2 separate regions of the Homo sapiens genome follow, and region 2 is linked to region 1. Evidence: chromatin loops called from intact Hi-C (ENCODE). Cell type or tissue: PC-3. All regions are shown on one strand. Links, peaks and the distances in the headings refer to the core of each region. The heading gives the core; the rest is flanking DNA.

Region 1 (8,382 bases), core at 196-8,195:
GACTAGATCCTCTTTAAAAATAAGAAAACCAAGGCTTTCCAAAGTCACAAAGCCTGCCTCAGGTAGGACATCGTCAGAACCCACACCCTCTGGCAACTGTTAGTTCAGTTCTGAAAATTCACTTGTTTTTGTTCAGAATCTTTCTGAACACAGGCAGTTCCTTTTCTACACAAGTTTCATTTGAATATTTTCACTTACTTAATACAAACATTAAGACCTCAATCTTACGATATACATTACAGAGCACAAAATTAACATTACATTATTTTAAACTTCATGCCTTTGAAAATGCTCCAAAATAGCTTTTACATTCTTGTCCAACCAAAACACATCTGTTAAACTACCAATTACAGTAGCATTTAAAAGCCTCCCATATTGTACTACTGGACAGTACTGGACCATTTACCAAGGCTGCAGTTGTTCAAGCTCTGAAGTAATTGACTTCAGTCATGCAAAAAGACTGATAAGAATCAACTGGCTTTCAGCCCAGAGAAGCTTTCCAAACCAGTTTGGAAGTATTTAATGATTTTAAACATGTCAAAACTTTTTACTGAATATTCTTTCACAACAAAAATAATGTCAAGCCTAAGGGCAGACTAACAAGTTGTTTAGATGACAAAAGAAGTCAACAGTCACTATTAATAATAATACTGCAGATTCTCTGTTCTGAGAGTAAATTAACTTGTTTATCAACCATGGCAGAAAATAATAAAACATACAAAAAAGAGGTAAATTATTACAAATCAGTGATAACAATGACAAAGCCATACACCGGAAGAAATCTACTGTTTGCAGCTATTAATATAAGTTATTTAAATATACACAGAAACATATATAGGCACACCTTGTCTTACTGCACTTAGCTTTCTTGTGCTTCACAGATATTATGTTTTTCAAATTGAGGGCTTTAATTTGTAAAATTACAAATTTTGGAGGTTTGTGGCAGCCCATGTCCAGCAAGTCTATTGATGCCATTTTTCCAATAGCATCAGCTCACTTCACGTCTCTGTGCAGGCATTTTTTAGAAAATGTTTAATTAAGGTATGTACTCTTGTTAGCCATAATGCTATTGCTCACTTAACAGACTACAAAATAGCATAAACACAACTTTTATATGCACTGGGAAACCACAAAATTTGTGTGATTCACTTTATTGCAATGGTCTGGACCCTAACCTGCAATATCTCCAAGGTATGCCTGTATATGGAATAAATAAATATATATATAATATAAATAAATATATATATTATATATATATATATATATATATATATATATATATATATATATATGTAAGATATTTCAAATCCCTGTAATGCAGCTTGGAAACAGAGTACCCCAGTATCCAGTCAGACGCACAGTGCCCTCACTCTTTCAGAAGAGCACACAAGTGAGCAACCAGCATGGAAATAGACTATTCTCTTAGGTAGTAACTACTGTACCATTTTACATCAAAAAGCTGATAGGATACTGAGTCTCCATATCTTATTGTATTTGTGCTCTCTTTACTCTTTACTCAGATATCTAGATATTACCTGTCATCTTTCTCATAGGTGCAAATAAACTTTTATTTACCAAAGTCATTAAGCTGCTAAATAATCCCTCTTTCGGTTAGAACAAAAAGACCTGTTTTTCATGGTATTTATGAGTCAGCATCACAAATCAAACAAAAAACACCATCAAATAGTCAAAACGTTCAAATAACCTTAAATGAGCAATAATAACTAACAATTCTCCAAAATTCATTTCCCACCATTTGAAAGAAGCAACCATTCATCACTTTAATGATGTAAATGGGTAAAATGAAATGAAATTACAAAATTTTAAATTACAGGAATCTTAGAGATCTTCTAATAAGTAAGCTCATAAGAAACAGAAGTATAGGTCAGGCATGGTGACTCACACCTGTAATCCCAACACTTTGGGAGGCTAAGGCGGGCAGATCACCTGAGGTCAGGAGTTCAAGACCAGCCTGATCAACACGGAGAAACCCTGTTTCTACTAAAAATACAAAATTAGCTGGGTGTGGTGGCATGCAGCTGTAATCCCAGCTACTGGGAAGGCTGAGGCAGGAGAATCACTTGAACCCGGGAGGCAGAGGTTGCAGTGAGCCGAGATAGCACCACTGCACTCCAGAGTGAAACTCTGTCTCAAAAAAAGAAAGAAAGAAAGAAACAGAGGAATAGAAATGTTTCATCTAATTCATAATAAGCCAAAGTTTGCATAATTAAATCTGTATCAATCAGAAGCTATCACATTTATATAAGTGCAAAATAATCTTTACATTCCACATAGCTATAATGCAATCTACTGTTGAGTGTAGAATAAAGTTTATATTAACTAATAGACTCAAAAATATTGCAACTTAAACACATTGGTTTCCATTTTTAAGCTACACAAATAACTAAGGGAAAACTGCAATCAAGAAGAAAAACAACTTTTTGATTTAAACACCTCAAAAATGGCCCAGATGAAAAAAAGCAACAACAAAACTGAACTACTTGAAATTCTCTGCCTTTCACAATGCACATTCTTATTTCACTTGGGAAATTTAATTGTGCTTTGTGTATGACCTTTAAAGCATTGTTGTCACAGCTTGATAACATTCAAATAATTTCAATAAAACACCTACCACAGATGGGAAGTCATAAAATCATAATAGAAATACTCAAACTTTATAATAGTATTTAGGAGAACTTTATTTTCTAAAACTTGGTCTTTGCCTCTTCAGAAATAAACATTGTGCTTCCGAGTGAATTTCTTGGGCAGACACAATAAAAACTACTGAAGTACCTCCTCCATTACTCTCTGAATAGCCAAGCTTCACCATCCTTTATAACAGATATCATTCATTCTCCAGTCTTCATTAAAGCCTTTCCTAAGAATCTCAATTAGATTTTATATATATCCTCCACATATCCTACTGAGTGCAGGATACTGAGCCACATGAAGCTTTCTCAAGTTCTTTTTGCATTTATTTTCCGCATATTATTTTCTGTGACATTGCTCTATCTGTGAGTCACATAAAAGCTAAACCTCAGAAACCAGATTGAGTTCCATGAGGACAGGATCCAGTTTTGTGCTTCTTTTATATCTCCCACAATAGCTAGCTCAAGGTACATATTCAGCAGGTGTTCTTACCTCCTAATCGACAGATGCAGTAAAGACAGCTACACACATACGTAAGAACATGATATAAACTCCTAGCAAACGCCATGCACTGGTCTTCAAATCCAGATAGTTAAATAGTGATAACATTTAATAACTAGGCATTTATACAAATGCCATTTGTGCTCATTTTGGCCAAGATTCAGATGTTAACAGTTTAAGTATTTGAAAAATTAAGGGGTAATTCATACATTCTAATACTAGTAGATACAAAATTATTACACATCAGTAGCATTATCTCCATAATAAAAAAAAAAAATAAGGCTCAGAGAAGTAATGTAACTGCCCAAAGTGCAAGTAAGAAGTAAATCTGGAAGTCAAACTTGGGTCTTCCCATCCAGTGAACTACGGCTGGCTCAGTATATTGTGGCCACAGCCTCTTCAAGACTCACCTGGGCCATGAGTGGTCTTGTTATTTTCCCCCAGCAAACCATAAAATTATGAAGTCCTATGGGTTCCATACATGGAATAGTTTGGCAAGTACCATTTGACTCTACAGATGCTCTCTCTCAAAAAGTCTTTGAATAAAATATATTACCCAGTGGTGACACTGCCATTTTCAAGGCCCCATAATGCTCTTGTCACACAGTAAACAGGAAAATTGTAATTGTTTAAACTTCCAAGTTATCAGTTACCTTTCCATTCTGATCCTGCCTCCATGATATTATGCTCAACTCATCTTGATTGGAATTCTGTGTATTCCCCCAAATCTTGTCATGTGATTATTCTAGAAGACCTCTTGAATGCTCGTGTAAGTGGCTGACATCATCAAGTATGGATTTTAGTAAGTGAAGCGTGATCTGTATATTTTTCAGACTCACAATGACAGCTCCCTATGTATCTTCTAAATCCATCAGGACACATTACGGAGCTGAGGGCTATGAGGCTGCGGATGGCAGCAGGGACCCACGCAGAGGCAGTATTAGATGACTACTCATCTCGAACTGGCACTGGCTGCTGTCCCTTCCCTTCTCATCATCACTGTCCTGTCCTGACACTGGAGTTCGGCCAGCTGAGGCAGACCTACACGAGACTGGGTAGAGATAAGCTCCATAAGCAATTCCTCTGGCCGTAAGAATGGCTTTGAAAACTGAGGTTGAAGCTCCTTTATAAAGCTCTGTTGCATAATAGATTCCTCATCTCATGTGTTAACATGAAGGCAAACACAACCATAAAATGTTTTTGCCTGTGTATATATTTTTAATTACGCCATAAGAATCCATGAACCCACCAACTACAAAATAAAACTGGACCTTAATTATGACACATATATTTCTAGGTAACCCCCACTCCCATCCTTTGGTCTGCCACCATCTGAGGTAACCACTATCCAGAATCCTGTACTTTACTTTTTATAGTTTTATGTTTATCTATTTTTGTGTAATACAAATACTGTGTATATTTTTATGTATTTATAAGTACATACGTTCTTTTCATTGTTTCTAAGTTGATAAAATGGGTAAAGGCTGTATGTAACCTTCAGGGACTTACTTTTTCACTTGTTATAAAAATTCATCCATTCGAAGTTGGGGGCACTCTCAGAATGGTGGAGTGAAGATCTGTGGAAACGCTCCCATGCATAAAAACAATGAAAATGCTGCCACAATTTTCAAAATCAACTTTTTTGAAAATTCTGAAAATTAACCAAAGCTGTACAACAATCTAAAGCATTATCTTAGGAAAGCTGCTGAATCTTGGCTAGAAAGGCTTGGTTCATGGCATTTTAACTTGGTCTACTCCATCCCTCTCTCCTAAGCTCCATTCACAGTAGGCTAAGAACCAGCAGCCTCCCTAACAATGTGAAAATGTGTAGTCCTGTAGCCACCAGAGGGAGCAGACCCAGTTCAGACTTCCCCAAAAGCGCCCTCTCTGGAGCACTGTCACTGTCTGACCTGCTTCACAGCTCTCAGGGAAGCCCCATTCACAAGGCATTATCATTACTTGATGTCATGCAGAGCTCACCAAGCAGGAGAAGCCCTCTACCCTAGGGCATTTGTCAAAAACAATCAGCTGCAATTGATTAACACCACAGCTATTAAGTCGGCCATACCAGTTGGGCAGCCAAGAGTCCAGCCAAAAATTTAAATGGGAGACCTGTGAAATGAGATGTCCACAGTGGGTATCTGGAACTCCACACACATGTACCGGGCCATATACAAGCCGAGGAAAGAGCCATACACAACACATATACAGAGCCCCTCACAGAAGGATGGGAGACTTAGTAAAAGGGATTTGTGTCCAATCATCAACTGACCACTAATCAAACCCAACAGAGATTTCAGTGTCCCCACACAATGAAGAAAATAAACTTTATGAGATTAGTCCAGAGAAGTCACTATACGAAGTAACAGCAGCCTTATCAACAGGATGATACTCTGGGGGGATAACAAATTTGAACTTCCAAAGTTTACACATTAAATAATTTAAAATTTATAGTGTTTAACCAAAATATGAAGCATGCAAAGATATAGGAATGTACAGACCATACACAGGAAAAGGAGTCAATAGAAGCTGTCCCTGATGAAGCCTAGATGTTGAACTTAAGACGTAAACTTTAAAGGAAACCATCATGCTCATACTTTCCTTTAATTCTTTAACTCTCACAAAATAAAAAATGTCAAGAAAGAGACAGACATCACAAAAAGGAACAAAATTAAAACTCTGGAATTGAAAGGTATGATAACTGAAAGGAAATATTCATGTAAGGAGTCCACAGCTGACAAAAATGAGCAGAAAAAAGACCCAGCAAATTCAAAGATACATTGAGATTATGTGGTCTGAGGAAAAGAATAAATTATGAAAAAAAAATGAAAAGAATCTCTGGCACCTCTGGGACATCCCCAAGTGCATGAAGTTACACATAACTGGGGTCCTAAAAGAAGAGAGAAAGAATAACTGAAGAGATAATACTGCTGGTTTCTGTTGCAACATGTAAAGAGCTCGGAAGTCCCACTCTCCCAACATGAAAAATAGTGGAAAACTTGAACATGGACAATTCTTAGATACACCAGAGAACTGAGGTCTCAGGGCAAATAGTTGCACTGAAAACTGGAGACACAAAATCACAGCTTACTAGGAGGAGCGCTACTAGAGGAAATAACTGTAGGAACACTTAAGTGGTAACTCACTATTTGCTGGAGGCTGAGTATAAACTAGCTTGAGGAAAAAAAAAAAAAAAAACTACTGGGGGCTCAGTCTTAGGGGACCCATACACTTTCATAAGTTTTACCCCCAGAAGTCCCACTATGTTCTCCTGGTGAAGACTGGAGGTTAAAAAAATAAATAAATAAAAATAAAAATAAAATAATAAATAAATCATGTGCTCAGCAAGGGCAAGGGGAAAAGTAAGCATGCCAAAATGCATCTGGGGAAAAGTATTTTGAAATATGCCCGGAGCCTTCTGTTCTATATAATAAAGGCCTTCTCCCAAGGGAAACTACTTTGTCAGAACTTTATGTGACCTAGGGGAAGGTGATTATACAACTCAGTCCCCTCTAGCATCCCTGTCTCACAGAAGAGGAGAAAAAAAAATGCTAAGAAACTCTTCTGAAGGTCACAGCCCAGGGACTCAGGCCTACTAAACAAATCTGAGGTTTATCACAAGATTATAGAATGTTTCCTCTCCGCAACACCTTATCACTACATCAACAGGGCTCTAATAGAACAACAGTGGATTACAACTAAAATAGCTGCAAGGTACAGACTCTACTTAAGGCGGTATTTCTAGGGAAGCCCAAAGAAAATAAAGGAGAAAAAAGCAAGGATACTACGGGAAACTAAAGCCTGTGAAACCTACAGTTACAGAAAAACCTACAGCTACAGAAAACCTACAGTTACAGAAAACGTTAAACCTACAGTTATAGAAAACGTTAAACCTACAAGCCAGATAAACAAAACCTCACACTGAAGACCTATTTACTACTTCAGTTCCTGCTACTCAGTACATCATGCCTGGCTTTCCACAAAAAATTACAAGGCATGCTGAAAGGCAAGAAAACACACAATCTGAAGGGGCAAAGCAAGCATCAGAATCAGACTCATATATGGCAGAGATTATGTAATTATCAAACCAGAAATTCATAACTATGATTAATATGCCAAAAGCTCTAATGGAAAAAAGTGTAAAACATGCAAGAAGAGGTGGGTAATGTAAGCAGAGATAAAAACCCTAAGAACAAATTTTTAAAAACCGCAAAAACACTACAACAGAAATGATAGCCAAAAATGTCTAGTTTGATGAGAAACATTAAATTACATATCCAAGAAGTTCAATGAACTCCAAATAGGGTAACTCAAAGAGTCAAACACACATTAAGACAAAATGTTCAAAGACAGAATCTGTAAAACAACAGAAAAAATGACTTGCATATTACAGGGAATCCTCTATAAGATTAACAGCTGACTTCTTGTTAGAAACCATAAAGACCAGAAGGCACTGATGTGACATATTCAAAGCGCTGGGGGGGGGAAAGAAAAGACTACGAACCAAAAATTATATATCCAGCAAAACTATCCTTCAAAAACGAAAATTAAAATATTCCCATATAAAGAAAAAATGAGAGAATTTGTCACCAGCAGAATTGCTCTACAAGAAACACTAAAGGATTACTTCCAGCTGAAGTAATTCAAATCCATATGAAAAAAATTTGAAAGTACCAATAAAGGCAATTAAATAGGTAAATATAAAATACAATATAATTGTTTTTGAGAACGCTTTTCTCCTATTTGTTTTAAAAGGCAACTGTATAAAGCAATAATTATAAAACTTTGTTGATAGGCTTATAACATATAAATACATAATTTATAAGGCAAAAAAAGCATGCAAGTGAGAAAAAATTCTGTGTATGTTTGAAATTATGCCAGGATTAACCTGAACTGAATTTTAAGTTATTTGTTATGATCCCCAGGATAACCACTAAGAAAGTAACTCAAAATATATACTAAAAGAAACAACAAGAATGATGCATTTAAGAAAAGAATCCATTTAACACAAAAGAAAGCAGTCATGGAGGAATGAAGGAACAAAAAATATATAACATTTATAGAAAACATATAATGAAAAGGTATACTTAAATCTTAATAATTACATTAAATATAAATAAATATAAATGAATTAGACCATCTAATCAAAAGGTGCAGATTAACAGTATAGACTGAGAAAAATAAACTTGACAACCATATGCTGTCTGGAAGAGATTCACATTAGATACAAAG
Region 2 (8,382 bases), core at 313-8,312, 92 kb after region 1:
CTGGGTTCAATTTCTTTCTTTTTGAAGTGCATTTTTTAGTAGTTCCAACTACTAATCATCAACTTTGTTTTTTATCTACAACCTTTATTTCACTTACTTTTGAGATGGAGTCTCGCTCCGTCGCCAGGCTGGAATACAATGGCGCAACCTCAGCTCACTCCAATCTCCGCCTCCAGGGTTCAAGCAATTGTCCTGCTTCAGCCTCCCAAGTAGCTGGGACTGCAGGTGCATGCCACTGTGCCCAGCTAATTTTTGTATTTTTAGTAAAGATGGCATTTCACCATGTTGGTCAGGATGGTCTCGATCTCTTGACCTCGTGATCTGCCCACCTTGGCCTCCCAAAGTGCTGGGATTACAGGCATGAGCCACCACACCCAGCCATTTCATTTACTCTTGAGTATCATAATACTTTATATGGACATGGAATTCTAGGTTGGTAGTGGATTTCCACTTCCAGCCTTTGATGTTATTATTCAATCATCTTCTGCTATGAACAAAATGCCTGCCAGTCTAGACATCAACTTTCCTCAGACTGCTTTCCTCTTATTTTCTAAGGCTTCATCTACAATATGTCTAGGTATGAATTTATTTTTATTTATCCTGTGTGGGGTTTACTACGGTTCTTGAAACTAAGAGCTCAGGCAGAACTTGTATTGATTATGAAAACTTCTCAGCCATTCTATCTTCTAATAGTGTCTCTCCTACTCTATTTCCTCTTTCTGGAAGCTCACAGAAGGTAATATGAGACTTCCTCATTCTAAAGTTCATGAATTGTAACCACTCATTTTCCATTTCTTTATCCCTTATTACTGTATTCGAAGAAATTTCCTCAGATCTCCTTTAAAAATCTATTGATTTTTCAATACAGTTTTTATCTTCAATTATATCTACCTGGCTCTTTAACCTGTCCATTGAGGTTATTTTTTTTAAAAAAAAACACTTAATGACCATTATTTTCATTTCTAGAAGTCCTACTGGGTTCTTTTCCAACTCCATGTTATTTTTCTAATCTGTGCTCTTTCATTATGATCTTACCCCTTTCATCTCTCATAATTTTAAGCAATTAATCTCTTTCATATATCCTATCATCTCAATCTCCTGGAATACTATTCATCTGCTAACTCTCCTTCACGGTGATTCATTTCCTTGTGTAGCTGGGCAATTTTTGTATTGCAAGCTCATCTATAGCATGACTTGTTTCTTCTGCAAGAGTCTTAGATTTTTAATTTGCTCTGCAGGTCAGTTTCAGACCTGAGGGCTCTATTCATTTCCATAGTTCTAGACCAGATTTTATGCTAATTTGTCTCAGCTTGAAGGTTAGTTGCACTATAAGAAATGTTAAATTTGAATCCACCCCAATTATGAGGTGCAATCTTGGAGTTTAGATGTCCCTTTTTTATTCCTAATGATCACAACCCCAGGAGGACAGCAAGTTTCCTACACTTTCCCAAACCAGTAGGCAAAGTTTTTCTAGTTCTCTTTTCACAGATGGAAAAGCCCTTCAAGGTTTGATGCTAGAGAACCTTTACTCCACCTTCCAAGTCTATGCAGACCCAAGGCCATGCCTCCTACTCCTCCATGAGACCCTCAGGACTAAGCCATTGGGGCGTGTATTCAGATCAGAAACCACCACAGGCCTTGAGCTCCTGATTAACGCCCTAGCTCTGAATTTTCTGTTCATAGCTGGCACCTAGGGATTCCCTGGTATTTTAAACTTCAGAAACGCTTGTTTGTTCTTGTTATATTTTGTCCACAGTTTCTGTGTGTTTATAGCAGGGTGGTGAAGGGAGTCCTCCACATTCAGCTTTGGTGACAATGTTGCTAGAAGCCTCCACGAGTCGCAACATATGAAACAGAAATGATCACTTCAGAGAATTGTGATAATTACTTACCATTCTGCCAAATGACAATTTTTTTTCCCAGCCTCAATAATAGATTTCAAATTTGGAAAAAATATTCCCAAGGTATTTTAAGATCATTTTTGTCACTATGCATTTCAAATGCCTCCATAGTTCTCTTTCCTTGAGAATTTCAATAGAACAAGAACATACCGGTTGACTCTTTTCTCCCTACCCATTCATTCCATAATGAACTTCAATCTACTTTATACTCCTAGAACTCCAGTGAGATTGAGCTCAAAAAGATCACCATTACCCATGTAATCAACAAATCCAATGGCCTTTTGTTCTCATCTATTTACCTCTCTAAGCAAGACTGACCATTCCATTTTTTCCATCCCAATACTACTGCAGTTCAAATATTATTTCTATATTATCATAACCATTCCCTAACTCATCTCCATCACTCTACTCTCCCCCCAGGCCCATCGCCCTGCAATTTATCCAGGTTGTATCCCAGCCAGGCTAATATTAGTATAATACCTCTCCAGTTATGTCAACTGTCCATACTCCCCACTCTACTACCGTGACTCATCACTCCCTAATATTACAGGAAAAGAAAAGATAAATAAGGCAGGATTCCTCTACACAAAAGAATAAATAACACCACCTAACACTTACTGGATGCATGCTATGTACTTGGTAATGCGATAAAAACACCTTACCTACAATCATATCAATCAGCCCTCACAACAACTACAGGAAGCAGGCAGAATCATTACACAATTCTTCAGGGATAAGAAAAGTCAAGATTAATGAAGATTAAGTAGCCAACCCAAGGATGCAAAGCTAGCAAGTGGTTAACTTTGTTTTATTTTATGCCAAGCCTATCCTCTTAAACAGTATGCTATACTGTCTCCACAAATATTTATACCAAAAGCCCAGACCCTCCTCTGGTTGCAAAATTCATCTATCCACACAACTTAACAGCTCTGTCTAGATGCCTCAAAGGTCCCTCACATTAATAAATTCAAAACCAAACTAATGATCATGCTGCCCAGAGGTGGTCCAACCTCAGTGAATGGTTATACTAGCCAACTAGTCATGCAAGCCAGAAACCTGGACGTCACCTTTGATGTTTTCTCATTCACCTTCCATACCCAACCCATGACCAAATCCCATGTATTTTTTGCCTCTTAAATCCCTCTCTAGTGCATCTACCTCTCTCCATCTCCAGCACCACCACCTAGCCCAAGCTGCTACTTTCTCTCACCTCAATTGTTGTTACAGTCCAACACATCTACAGTCATTCATTCTGGTTTCTTCCAACCCATTCTCAATTTTGCAACAAAAATAATGGTTTATTCCCCCCACTCAAGATGACTTTAAAATACAAATCTGATCATTTCACAGATTTTGGACTCAGCACCAAAGCTTTAAGTCTATCTTTGAGGGTCTGAAGCAATAGGAATGCAAAGAGTGGTGACAGCTGGGTTTCAGCCACAAAAAGAAAGCAATTTCCAGTGAATCCAGAATGATGCCAGCACAGACACAGAAGCAAACTGAGAGATGATGGCCAAAAGGACAGTACCCGGGAGCTTTTGAGCATGTGGCTCTAGTTATTCCCTAGGTGGAAGTGAATACTAAACTTGCCAAATGTAAAGAAATTCTCCTAATTATACTGTGATACCCCAGGACTCCTACAATAAAATCCTTTTTTTCTTAAGTAGTTCAGACTGAGTTTCTAGCTTGCAACCAGGAGTTTTAGCTAAGACAACCATTTTAGAAGAGCCAAGACAGCACGCTTAGAAAAAGGGAATATGCCTACAAGGCAAAAATAAAACAAATTCTACATAGAGTAAAAATACCTTTGGCCGGCAAATACATAAATATGCTTAATGTTTGTGAACTCATGTATCTCTTCCTTTTAAAGGTGTTACATAAAATGCTTTAGGGTAACAGCCATGTTTTCTTTTATGTTCTGCAAATCATTACAGCTTACTGTAAGAGCTGAATAAATGCTGAATAAAAAAAATCAGAAGTAAAAGCATGACTATACAATAATATAAATCAAAGTTGCATCCCTGGAAACTTGCTCCCTTTGGGAACAGTTTATACACTCATGTAAAAAAAAAAAAAAAAAATCTTTTTCTAGTGACACTCTGCCACTATTCTATTACCTGGTTTTGATTTCACATAGCTGGGTATTATAAACTCGCCTTGCTCTTAGCCAGAAATTGTACATGTTACCTAAGCATACTAAAAAGTGGTGAATCATGGAAGGAAAAAAAAAAAAAACTTGGCTGTGGAAACCACAGATTATATCCTATATGAACACTTTTTCTGTTGCCATCTGGTGGTTTGTGTATAAAAATCAACACTGACATCCATTGTATAGAAGGGCTTGGTCATACCCTATCAAAATCTCTTTCATTCTTTTTGCATCGCGCCTAACACCTAGAGAGAAGACAAAACTGACCTTCACTTTGAAAACAGGCTCACAAACACACAAAATAAATTAAGGATCACACCAGAGAGAGGGACTCACAAATACTACCACCTGTGGAAATCAGCACCCTTAGTTAAGTATGATAGGTTATACCTTTATGATACAAAATCCCTCCTTACTCTAAAACTGAAATATATTCTAATTAGCCTGCTTGGGTTGCTAAAATTCCTGCTACCAACTATTCTTAATAAAGGCAACTACCAGAGCTCCCCAAGTTTCCATATTCCTCCCCAAATCACCATAGTCATTACGTGGTTATCTCCCTCTATTTTTTTCTCATTGGAAAGACTATTCATCGTTGTAAAATTAAGCTTACACACTTGAGAGCTTCCAACCCCCTCAAGGTAAAGAATTAGGTCTAGAATACCATGGAGAGTTATAGAAAGGAGAAAAGGCAACCAAACACTGCACAAAGACTAATTCTACGTAATAATATGGACCCCAGGGTCTAGCCCATTCTTTGAACCCACAACTCTAAAGCCTAGCCTTATCCATTTAAAAAAAATTTTTTTGAAAATGAACCAAAGCCAAAAACACTGCAGAAACTATAGTCTTACCCATGTTCATCTACCTAATCTCCAAAAATCAGAAATAGATTTACCTGACTATCTGTTTTCAAGAAATTGGACTATTTAATTGATAGCTGTTATCTTCACTAGACATTGTCTGTATATCAATAAAGTGCCAGTTAAGCCTGTTAAAGTGAAAAATTACTGTGTTAATTTTAAAGACCCTTTGTTTTACTAAAAGCCCCTAATGAAGACAATTAAACCAACATAACATTATGTTAAGCACAAAAACAGACATCTACTAATCTCTTTCATTACTGATGGTCACTGTACAGTAAATATAAACATTCTCATCCATCGCCATTTTCTCATATCTTTTTAAGTTTCTCACTGCATTAATTACCTCCAGATTTGTTAGCCTTGCCCCTTCTTCCAGCCATGTATATAAATAAGCATCTCACATTTTAAGAAAATTTATTTCTCCAAATTTCAGGCTTATACTGATAAATTATGGCACCAATTTGTTTTACAGAACCTAAAATTTTGAACATGAACCATTTTTAGGCTAGAGTAAATATATCATGTGTTAGACGGCAGCACCTAAGGAGAAATACTACATTGCATCTTAGTTGTCTTCAACATTGTAAATACTCTGAGAAAAGTAAAATGAAGAAAATTAGGTTCTAAGCTAAGACATATGGAGTTACAGAATCCCCAGACAGGAGACACATGCAGACTCTAGTGAAGGGCAGAAAGGAAGACAACATATAGAAGATCAGAGAATCAGAGTAGAACAATTCTGAACATCTAGTCTAATCCCTCCTTTTATAGGTGAGAAAACAGACTCAGAGAGACTAATAGACTTCCTCATATTGCACAGTAGTTACAGAATGAAGTATAAACGAGGCCTACTGATACTTAGCCCAATGTCTTTTCCATTTACTATATCCATGTTTCTAGGAAAGCTTTATAAAAACTGCTTTCATTCCCACAATACCCACAGGAGATTGGTATCAGGCTGATGGAATGAGTTTCTGGCTTTGGAGCTTTCTGTCAGGAAGCCAACCACCTAAACACTAGAATTGCACATACATAAACAAGGGTTCCCTACAGCAATGCTCCCATAATAATCATGATTTTTGTATTTGGATTTAGTGGCAACACTGTTCACATAATGAAGCTCTAAGAGTAGTAACCTCTCCAGAACAGATCTCAGGTATAGGATCAATAACTGGCAGGTAGGTATCTAACTGTGACAGACTTTTGCATTTCAGGGATTCACTGAAGAACCTATAGCTTCTTTCTACTTGCTACCATAGGATGGCAGGAGGTGCCATATTTGCTGTCCCAACTGACAAAATATGTCCTCCCTCAGGATTATGGCTACGAACGTTTATGCCCTTTTTTTAAAAAAAAGAGGTGTACATACTTAGGGGGAAATTTAAGATAATGCCTTACAGAAATGAAGTCAAATAAAATTTTAGAAACTATGCAAATTAAAATGCTCGGTTACTTTGGGTTAAATGTATAATTGGGTACCAGGAGTATTTAATCAAATAACAAAACATCAATAGCTTTCTTTTGTAAATAAACCTTAATTTTTCTTTATACTACACCTTTCAATGTGATTTTCATTCCCCACCTTGAGCTTAATTCAACTTTCAACGCATTTGGACCTGGAGGTCTACTCTCATAACTACCACTTTCTTTACTTCTTAGAGAAATTTAAGCCGTGACCTAATCAGAATCCTCACTTTGTGTCCATTCCATTCTCTAGTTTCAGTCAGCTGACATTACCAGTCTCTGATCTCTGGGACACCGTAAGGCAGGCAGGCAGAAAGACACTACATGCCACACACCTCTGCCACCTTAGACGCCAAATCCTATGTATTCCAATACAAGCAATACAGGGGCTCTGAGGATGGAAATAACATAAAGGCAACTGGTAGGGAGAATTAAACTACACAGTCTTACCTGATATCACTTAATTACCCACTTAACTTGCAGCCTTCCACGTTGTTTTATCTCAGTATTTGAGGGCCCAGGAAACTTCTGGTTAGGTATAAACCCCAGTATAGCCTAAACTTAACTGTTTACATAAAATGTGTGCTAAGGCAAACTAATAAAAGATCAGTACCTTACAAACTCCACCTCCTTTAGTTAAAGGACTCAAATTCATACACTTCAGTGCAGATAAAAGAATTTTCCAAATGTTCCTCAAATAAATAGTTGGTGCACTCCCAGTAGTCCATTCTGGGGTGGTCTAATCTCTGCCAACAGACCATCATGAAGCTGGAATTCATGTTATGTTATGAAAGAAAAATTGGGGTAGGGGAATACATCAAAATGGTGATAGTCATTTTCTTAGAGGAGACGAATGTGTAGATGGAAGGGGTTACATACATCCCTCATCTCTATTTTCCAAATTATGTAATTTTTATTTTGCAATCATAATCGTAAATAAGGTTTATCTAAAACTTGAGGTCAGATTACTCAATACTGTTTTTAGAAAATATCAACCACCGTCTTTCCCTTTGGTACAGATCTGATTGCTGCCCATTTTTCCCTCTCCTTATAAAGGCAGAGGCTACATGGGAAACGCTCCAGCCCAGGGGTTATGAACTCAAGTTATGTTCAGACTCTGGATCAGACTTTTCATTCTGGCATCACCACTCCTGGTCCTGGGACCTCAGGAAAGTTAGTTAACATCTGAATGCCTCAGTTTTCCCATAGGTAAGATGAGAACAAAAATGCTGTCTACCTCTCAGGAGCTGCTGTGAAGAATAAATGAGCACTTAGTGCTTGGCACGTAAAGGTTCAATAAAGGACAGCTACAGGTGGCTATGCAGACTGCATAGAGGGTAATAACTGCTTATTGTTGGATTTGGAAGACAGTAACCAACCAAGAGACCAGTTGTCTGTTAAATACCCAGTGGCCTAATAAAATTTAATTAACTATCTGAGCACTCACTAAGCAAGACTCTTTATTAAGATGATATTCAAGTAAGGGAGTCTAGAACTCAAGTTCCAGTTGAAACTCAAATTACAAAGTTGTAAAGGGAGTAGGTTAGGAGGAGGGGAAGCAAAGTACTTCTGGATTAATGGAAAGCAACATGGGCCCAAAAGGAAGCTAGATTTGTAGTGAACTCAACACTCTAGCAAACAAGTGGCAGAAATGCCTAATTAGTACACCCTGTCCAAGGCTGGGAATTGGCCTGAGAAAAGTGACCCAGACCACAGAAAAATCAGGCTAAGGATGACAGAGAAATTGAGTGACATTATGGGATTAACCAACACGAGGATTAAAAATAAAAAATAAAAAAAGTAACACAAACATACAAGAATCACTTGAGGAGTTTTTAAATGCATGCTTCTGAGAACCAACTGGTCTGAGGTGGAGTCCAGATAACTGTATTTTAAATTTTCACCAGTGATTCCGATGTACACCTCAGGCAGCACAAAGCAGGGGCTCAACAGTTTCAGTAGGAATAAACGATACATAAGTGAAAAGCTAGTGTACTCTGTT

Evidence for each region. A loop is a pair of places that touch in the nucleus more often than their neighbours do. Peaks named below come from ENCODE experiments on the same cell type or tissue, not always from the same donor. Only the 100,000 strongest peaks of a DNase experiment are listed, where the experiment ranks them.
Region 2: it touches region 1 in a loop (8-fold over the local background); 4 of 110 quality-filtered maps call a loop at or near these places.

What each region holds. Positions count from the first base shown.
Region 1 is chr7:3,396,735-3,405,116 of GRCh38, reverse strand. The region is part of intron 1 of SDK1 (sidekick cell adhesion molecule 1); the gene reads right to left. LOC124901577 (a long non-coding RNA gene) reads right to left here and starts at 6,330. Exons shown (of 2, transcript XR_007060196.1): 1 at 1-6,330. RefSeq lists an enhancer at 4,812-5,561. In PC-3, for the core only: a CTCF peak has its summit at 5,018 (motif pointing right); no DNase peak of the experiment used is centred there.
Region 2 is chr7:3,305,125-3,313,506 of GRCh38, reverse strand. All of the region lies in intron 1 of SDK1 (sidekick cell adhesion molecule 1), which reads right to left. SDK1-AS1 (SDK1 antisense RNA 1) reads left to right here. Exons shown (of 3, transcript XR_001744897.3): 1 at 1-8,382. Among named protein-coding and RNA genes, the nearest start is that of SDK1, 8.1 kb to the right of the region's middle. In PC-3, for the core only: a CTCF peak has its summit at 4,191 (motif pointing left); no DNase peak of the experiment used is centred there.